2 separate regions of the Homo sapiens genome follow, and region 2 is linked to region 1. A link is a contact called in ENCODE Hi-C or POLR2A ChIA-PET data. All regions are on one chromosome and are shown on one strand. Each heading gives the region's core, a stretch centred on a gene start or an enhancer-like site at or near the end of the contact. The rest is flanking DNA. Distances are from core to core; before and after follow the strand shown. Region 1 overlaps ZHX3 (zinc fingers and homeoboxes 3). Region 2 holds the start of LPIN3 (lipin 3).

The links. A loop is a pair of places that touch in the nucleus more often than their neighbours do. ChIA-PET counts read pairs that join two places held with the same protein, here RNA polymerase II (POLR2A). Pooled maps may share reads with other maps.
Region 2: a loop to region 1 is called in a pooled map, with 2.0 times the contacts of the local background. The contact joins the promoter of LPIN3 here to the enhancer-like site in region 1. A Hi-C loop is called at or near these places in 1 of 168 maps with a recorded cell type or tissue (heart right ventricle), 1 of 37 single-sample maps with no recorded cell type and 1 of 50 pooled maps. POLR2A ChIA-PET finds 5 or more read pairs at or near these places in 3 of 52 experiments (PC-3, activated CD4-positive, alpha-beta T cell and activated CD8-positive, alpha-beta memory T cell).

What each region holds. Positions count from the first base shown.
Region 1 is chr20:41,274,064-41,277,708 of GRCh38, forward strand. All of the region lies in intron 1 of ZHX3 (zinc fingers and homeoboxes 3), which reads right to left. Among named protein-coding and RNA genes, the nearest start is that of ZHX3, 42 kb to the right of the region's middle. Within about 2 kb of position 1,513, at least 4 of the 41 ENCODE cell types and tissues checked have a DNase peak (open chromatin) inside an H3K27ac peak, as active enhancers do; they include PC-3, where a contact is called at or near this core.
Region 2 is chr20:41,339,496-41,343,106 of GRCh38, forward strand. LPIN3 (lipin 3) reads left to right here and starts at 1,326. Exons shown (of 20, transcript NM_022896.3): 1 at 1,326-1,507. RefSeq lists an enhancer at 938-987 and a silencer at 1,148-1,307.

The sequences.
Region 1 (3,645 bases), core at 263-2,762:
TTTACTAATATCCTGGAGTATGTCACAAATATGAAGTTTATACTTGCCATTGGTAATCCAAAATTCATACTCCAGAGAATGAAGGTAAATTATGTAACGTCTGTTTTGTTTGCTTTGGGCTATGGAAAAGGTCAGAACTTAAGGATTTTCATTTTCCTGATTTATAATTAAGTTTCATTATCTTCAGTTCCCAGTAGAGGAACAGAGATGCACGAAGCTTATTTGTTCACTGATAAGAGTTAAGTTGTTTAACAGACTTCGCAGAACAGTATCAGGAACTCTTTTTCATGTAGTTCAAATCCCCCCAAATTGATTATGTCACATTAGCTACTTCGCCAAAGATTTTGCTCACAGAAGCTTGAGAGTCAGAGCTTAAAGTATCAACTGTAGTTGGACAGGGTGTCGGTTGGAGAGGAAGGGTTTTACAAGTCTTTAAAAATTTTTGGCTAAAGTCTGTGAGAGAACAATCACTTGATATTATAAAGGTAACTTGAGCTGGATACAATCTGTTTTTTGCTCACACATCAAAATTAGAACTGAAGATAACACAATAACCCAGGAAAAATCACTGTGGAGTTTTCTAAGACTCGCAATTGCAAGGAAAGTATATATTCCCCTAAAATAAATACTGGTTCATTTGAAACCAGTAGATTATGAGTCTGAGTGAGGGGCAGTGATTGCCTCAGTAGTGATGTTTGGTGTCAACTTTTCAAAGTTTCAGTTTGCACCTCCTGTCAATGTATAAGCTACATGAAACTCATAGTCCAAGGTGATCCAGCAACATCAGAAAGGATCTTAAGAATCAAACTGGGCCAGGTGCGGTGGCTTAATGCCTGTAATCCCAGCACTTTGGGAGGCCAAGGCAGGTGGATCAACTGGGGTCAGAAGTTTGAGACCAGCCTGGCTAGCATGGTGAAACCCTGTCTCTACTAAAAATACAAAAATTAGCTGGGCGTGGAGGCGGGCACCTGTTAATTCCAGCTACTTGGGAGGCTGAGGCAGGAGAATCACTTGAACCCAGGAGGCGGAGGTTGCAGTGAGCTCAGATTGTGCCATTGCACTCCAGCCTGGGTGACAAGAGTGAAACTCCGTCTCAAAAAAAAAGAAAAGAAATAATCAAACTGTTTATAAATACCTTCAGTCAGAAAATACCATCTGTTGAAATAAACCAGCACCAAATCGCAGGAAAAAGAAATCCAATTCCATATATTTTGCGATCTATAATGAAACTAAAAGCAATAAAAATATCATCTGGCAGGTGCTCAGGGTCAGTGCTTTGGCAGAGCATGTTAGCTAACGTAAAATTTGAATTTCTGAGTCAATGTTTATTTTTTGTTTTCACCAGGAAGTTTAAGTTGAAGAGGGCAAGGGAAAAAAAAATAGGCCCAGGCAAGAAATGGGGCCCAGAAGGTAACCAGGTAAAAACCTGATGCAGTGACGCAAAAGATAGACAACAGTCCAGTGATGACGAGAACTGGGTTAGGATAGACATAGGGTGGACTCCTGCTGGCTGAGTCTGATGCCAAGCAATCAGCACAGTGAGCAAGGCTGGTCAGCATAACATCCGTAGGAGACTCACTCTCATGGCATGAGTTTTGCCACAAATTCTTCCAGAACTGGAAAGCCCTTCTAACATGGCAGATGGAGAGGACTTCCTATTCTTTGGTCTTACCACTGCCTGATGAGGGTCCTATCTTTAGGGCTCACACAATTTCCCATCTTCTAAAAGTGTCTTCAACACGCTAACTGAATGACTGTACTTCTCCCTCTCCATTTCTTCAGCTCTAGTTGCACTCAGTTAACCTGAACTCTGTGTGAAGATTCAGAGGACAGAAGAAATACAAAAAATAAAAATAAATTTATAAAAACACTAAACAAACAAAGATTCAGAGGATGGGTTGGATACAGAGGCAGTGTCCGAAGAAACAGGATAAAGGCCACATTCTCTTTGGTTGGTGGTGGCATAGAGGAAAATGAACTCTACAAGGAATGAGATAGGAGAGGAGATGCTGTGCCCTGTCTGTCACAGAAAGAGGCATCCTGGGCCCCTCAAACCCAGAGCTGAGAATTCCTGTTCTTAGGGAGTATGCTCAATACCTGAATGTATGATAGCCACTTGAGTCTGTGGGATTTTTTTTGTTTTCCAGTTATCAAGTATGTCCCCCAACCCCACCCTTAAAAGTCTGTTTTTCTTTTTCTTTTTTTTAAATGTAGCTCATGTTGGAAAAGCAGTCAGGGAAGTACTTTAAGAGTATATCCTAGTACTCCTTAGCCTGAAGCCTCTGTAAAAGGGAGCCCAGATAAGGCACTTTGGGAAATTTGCTGCAAGGCTGCTGGGGAGAGGAAGCGCCCTGCCTCACTCTCAGTATAGTCAAGGCTCAGCGTTTTGAATAACCTCTCGGTCTCAAAACAACTGCTGTGATTTGATCCAATGTGGTAGTAGCTCTCTGGGTCTCTAATTGGGTTCCCCGAGCTCTCTCAATGCTTAGCTCTTTTTTTCTTTCTGTAAAGGGAGTTTTCAGTTAATTTGCAGGCCTGCCGTTCTGTGCCCAAGAGCTGAACTCTTGAGGCGTCCGCCTGGGACTTGGCGGGCTCACTTTAGTTTTGTTTTCTGTTCTCTTTGTGGTGGTCTTAGTTATAAGCGCCTGGAAACATGCCCTTAACTGCAGGGCAAGTGCTTGCTTCACAAGCCCTGCTAGACAGGAAAAAGGAGGAAGAAAGCACACTGGGGTTTATGACATAGCTACAAACTATCCTCAATTTTTAAATAGCCAAAACCTGGACACATCCTACATACCTGTCAGCATAAGAATAGATTTTAAAAATTGTGATATTCACACAATAGAATACTACTCAGCAAGAAAAAGGAGTATGTTTCTAACACACATCATGGATAAATCTCAAAAGCATGGTGAGCAAGATAAGTTAGATATAAAATAAAATGTGGAGTTCTAGAAAAGACAAAATTTCTGGTGGTAAAAATCACAATAGAAATTACCTTTGAATGGTGAAGACAGACAAGACAGCATGAGGAAGGAACTTTTCTAGAGTGGCAAAAATGTTCTGTATACTGATTGGGAGTGGTGTTTACATGAGTATAAACATTTGACAAAAAGTTTACCAGGCAAGGTGGGGTGTACTTGTAGTCCCAGTTGCTTGGGAGGCTGAAGCAGGACGACTGCTAGAGCCCAGGAGTTCAAGGTCAGCCTGGACAACATAGCAAGACCCTATCTCTTACAAAAGAAACAAACTTATTCAACTATATACTTTTTTAAAATGACACAAACATTTTTGTAACATTTTTTAATGGCACGAAGTCAGTTTTCCATCATGTTGCATCTACGTGGCTAATATTTTGAGAAAAAGGTATATTTTTAAAGTATTTGATACACTCAAATATACCTCTTTAAACAAACATAAATCTCTTCAAAGTAGTATATAAATTTATATTGAGTTCAATTAATTCTTAAGACTGAATTACACAGAGAATTCTCTCAAATTTCTCTTGCCCTACCCTCCATGTTAATTTTTTTTTTCTTTTTTTTTGAGACAGAGTCTCGCTCTGTCGCCCAGGTTGGAGTGCAGTGGTGTGATCTCCGCTCACTGCAAGCTCCGCCTCCCGGGTTCATGCCATTCTCCTGCCTC
Region 2 (3,611 bases), core at 76-2,575, 65 kb after region 1:
TTATCACCACCTTTGCCGATGAAATTGAGGCTCAAAGAGGTAAATTGATTTCGGCATCTGTAGCCCCAACCTGTGACCTCTCCTTCCTTCCTTCTCGGGCTCCCTTCAGGGATTTCCTGATGTTACAGAAAATGGTATGTATGACGCTGCCCTCCTGGCCACCTTGACATAGCTCTGCTCCCAACAGGGCTCTTCTGAGATAGCAGCCAGACACTACCTGGGATCAGGACTGATACTAAATGACTTCTGCCAAAATGAGGACAACTGAGGCCAGTCACTTCCAAACAGGTTCTGTCACCCTGAGTCAGAATAATGGCAGCTACCTCTCCTCCTCACCGCCCAGTCGTTTCTAAGCCTGGCTCGTCGCCGTTGCTGCTCCGCCAAGCCTTTCCTCGGTGCCCTCTCTCTTTTAGAACAAATTACTTCATCTCCAGGCCCTTCTCAGGGCAGCTTCTTTGCAGGGGCCATAGGGCGTCGGAAAGGTCTTTGGTCCAGGAAAGCCGCGAGCCACAGATCCAAGAGGAAAAAGCCGTTCCCGGCCCGGGCCTTGCCCAAGGCACGAGAGTAAATGCACCTTCCGCGTGCCTCGGCGCACCTGGGCTCACCTGTCCCCTCCCGCAGTGCCTGCAGACAGGGAGGGAGCGCGGCTGGGCCAGAAGGCTGATCACCGCCTGCCCCCTGCTGGCCAGTGTCAGTATTGAGCCCGCTGCCGCTCGACCAGAACGTCCCAGGGATGGAATGAAGGTGCGGGCATTTATGGAGCGCCTGCTGTTTGTCAGGCGAGGTACTGATAAGCGCTGGAGTGTAAGGATGTACGTGACCTGCTCTCAGAGTTCAAATTTAAATGAAGAGATATACATTAATCAAGTAGTCATTCAAGCAAATATGAAATTACAACTGTGGGCTATGCGAACAGATGACGCGAGGGGCCTGTCCAGTCTGGGAGATACGGGTGGGTTCAGGAAAAGCTGCCCCCAGGAGGGGACGTTTGAGCGCCAGGAGCCGCGCAAAGTCATTTCATGTCATCTCTAAAATCCTGCAAGGCGGCTTTCCCCCTTGACAAAACAGGAAATGGGATCAAATTGAGGAAGGAATTCACCCAAGATCACACAGCAAGCTGGAAGCAAATCTGGGAGGAGCTAGGTCCGCCCCGTTCCGAAATCCACACTTTTCTGGAGGTGGGGCAGGCGGTGGCACAGGGACTTGGGGCGGGGTCTGGTGGGCGGGGCATGAAGTCTGGCCCCGCCCCCGCCTCCGAGGCCAAAGGGCGCCCTGGGCGGGGATCGGAGCAGGGGCGGGGTCTTTCCAGGGAGTGGAGCCTGGGCAGATTGGGGCCTGTGGAGGCCGCACTAGGATCGTAGAAGGAGTGGAGCCGTGCTCTCACCCTGTCTTAGAGGACCCGGAAGCGCCAAGTGACTGAGGGCCGAAGACACTCACCTGTGGAGCCTGTGCACGTAGGTAGAGGCGGCGGCTCTGAGTCCAGGAGCTCCAGTGGGCAGCTCCCCAGGTAGGGCCCAACTCGGGGGGAGAAGAGATGACCCTCTCCCCTCCCGCCCTGCCCATCTGTCCTGCCATCCTACATTCCTTCCTTCCTGTCCGCGGGCCTGGGTCCACCCCTAGCTGTAAGATGGGGACGCAGGGGTGGAGGGACTGGCCTCATTTTGTCCCTTTTTCCCTGGCCCAGCGGCTGCAGGCCCCCTGGACACCCAGAACGTAGAGTCTGGAGAGGAGACGTCGAAACCTCCCAGGGGAGGCTGGCCCAGCTTTACCCCAGCCTGACTGTGTGACCTTGAGGAGGACAGCCACTTTCTCTGGTACCCAGTGTCCTCAGTTGCAAAACAGTGACTGGCCCTTGCCCTGCTTGCCCTGAGACTGGGCAGATCAGATGCTGTAGCTGCTGGGGGCTGGGGTGGCGCTTTCTCTCTACTGGGGCACTAGGAGTGCTTACTCTCCTGCTCCCTCTGGTCCTCGGTGGAGAGCCACACCCTTCATCCACCCAAACCTGGGAGCCCCGAGGGCTGAGAGCCTAGTCCTAGGGCAGCTTGCTCTGGCTTCCCTGTGCTAGAGTTGTAGTCTAGCCTGGAAGGCCTGTGAACATCCCCAAGGTGGGGTGTGAGGCCTACGTGGAGTGCACATGCTCGTTTTGCAAATAGTGGTGCCACCATTGTGCATGGCCTTGAGTGCCAAGTTAAGAAGTCCAAACTCCGCTGGGCGCGGTGGCTCACGCCTGTAATCCCAGCACTTTGGAGACTGAGGCGGGTGGATCATGAGGTCAGGAGATCGAGACCATCCTAACACGGTGAAACCCCGTCTCCACTAAAAATACAAAAAATTAGCCGGGTGTGGTGGCACACGCCTGTAGTCCCAGCTACTCGGGAGGCTGAGGCAGGAGAATTGCTTGAACCCAGCAGGCGGAGCTTGCAGTGAGCCAAAATCATGCCACCGCACTCCAGTCTGGGTGACAGGGCAAGACTCCATCTCAAAAAAATAAATAAATAAAAGAAGTCCAAACTCTCAACTGCTGGCAGGGGCAGTTCATCAGAGTATGACCTGCAGTGCCCACAGGACCAGCCTGCATGAGTGGGGCTGTCATGATGCTGCTGCTGATAGGTGTACATACAGGTTTTTATTGCATTCCAGGGCTTTACACAAAGTCATTAGTTACTCACACGTGCCTGATGTTATTCCCATTTTGGAGGCTGAGACTGAGGGTCAGAGAGATGAAGTCACTTGCCCATGGTCACAGCTAGCAAATGGCGGAGTGGGGATCAGCACCCAGATAATCTGGTGCCTTTTCTCCTAATGTCCTGTGGCCACCCGTGATCTGGGCATCTGGTTATAAAGTCTTAACCTAGGACAGCTGGAGAAAGGAGGGGCTGGATGAGCAGGAAATTGGGGGAGAAGATTCAGAGGGCTAGGGAGGGAGAGAGGGGTAGTGACTAGTCCTAAGGGGTATTCGGCTTCCTGGGAAGGTGTGAGGAGTGAAGTGGCTGATTTTAGACATGTTAGTTTGTGGGTGGAGGGTGATAGAGGGGAGCCAAGCAGAGCTCTCCTCTGTCTGGAAAAGAACAAGGAGGTAGAGCTGGGTCCTGGGAAAAGGGGGTGCCTAAGGGATAGGTGAAGACAGAGGCGGGCTCACAGAAGGCCCCCAAAATGCTGAGCAGGCAGATGTGGGGGGGCTCACTGGAAGCCCCCAAAATGCTGAGCAGGCAGATGTGGGGGGCTCACAGAAGGCCCCCAAAATGCCGAGCAGGCAGATGTGGGGGACATCCATTGGTGAAGTGGGGGGAACAGAGAGAGGAGAGAATTCTGGACTCCCGTGACATTAGATCTGAGGGAGATGGGTCTAAAAAACTGAGGCCTTGGTTCACAGAAGGGGAAACTGAGGCCAGCCAGTTACTTGCCTGAGAATACTCCAGGGCTGGATCCGAGTAGGACCCCGGGTGCCATCTCTGCTATTCGGCCCTTTCTACTAGATCGTGGTTCTCAGCTGGGGGCAATTTTGTCCCCCAGGAGACATTTAAAAATGTCTGAAGACAATTTGGCTGTCACAACCTGGAGCTGCGGGGGATGAAGTGCTACTGGCATCTAATGGGCAGAGACCAGGGATG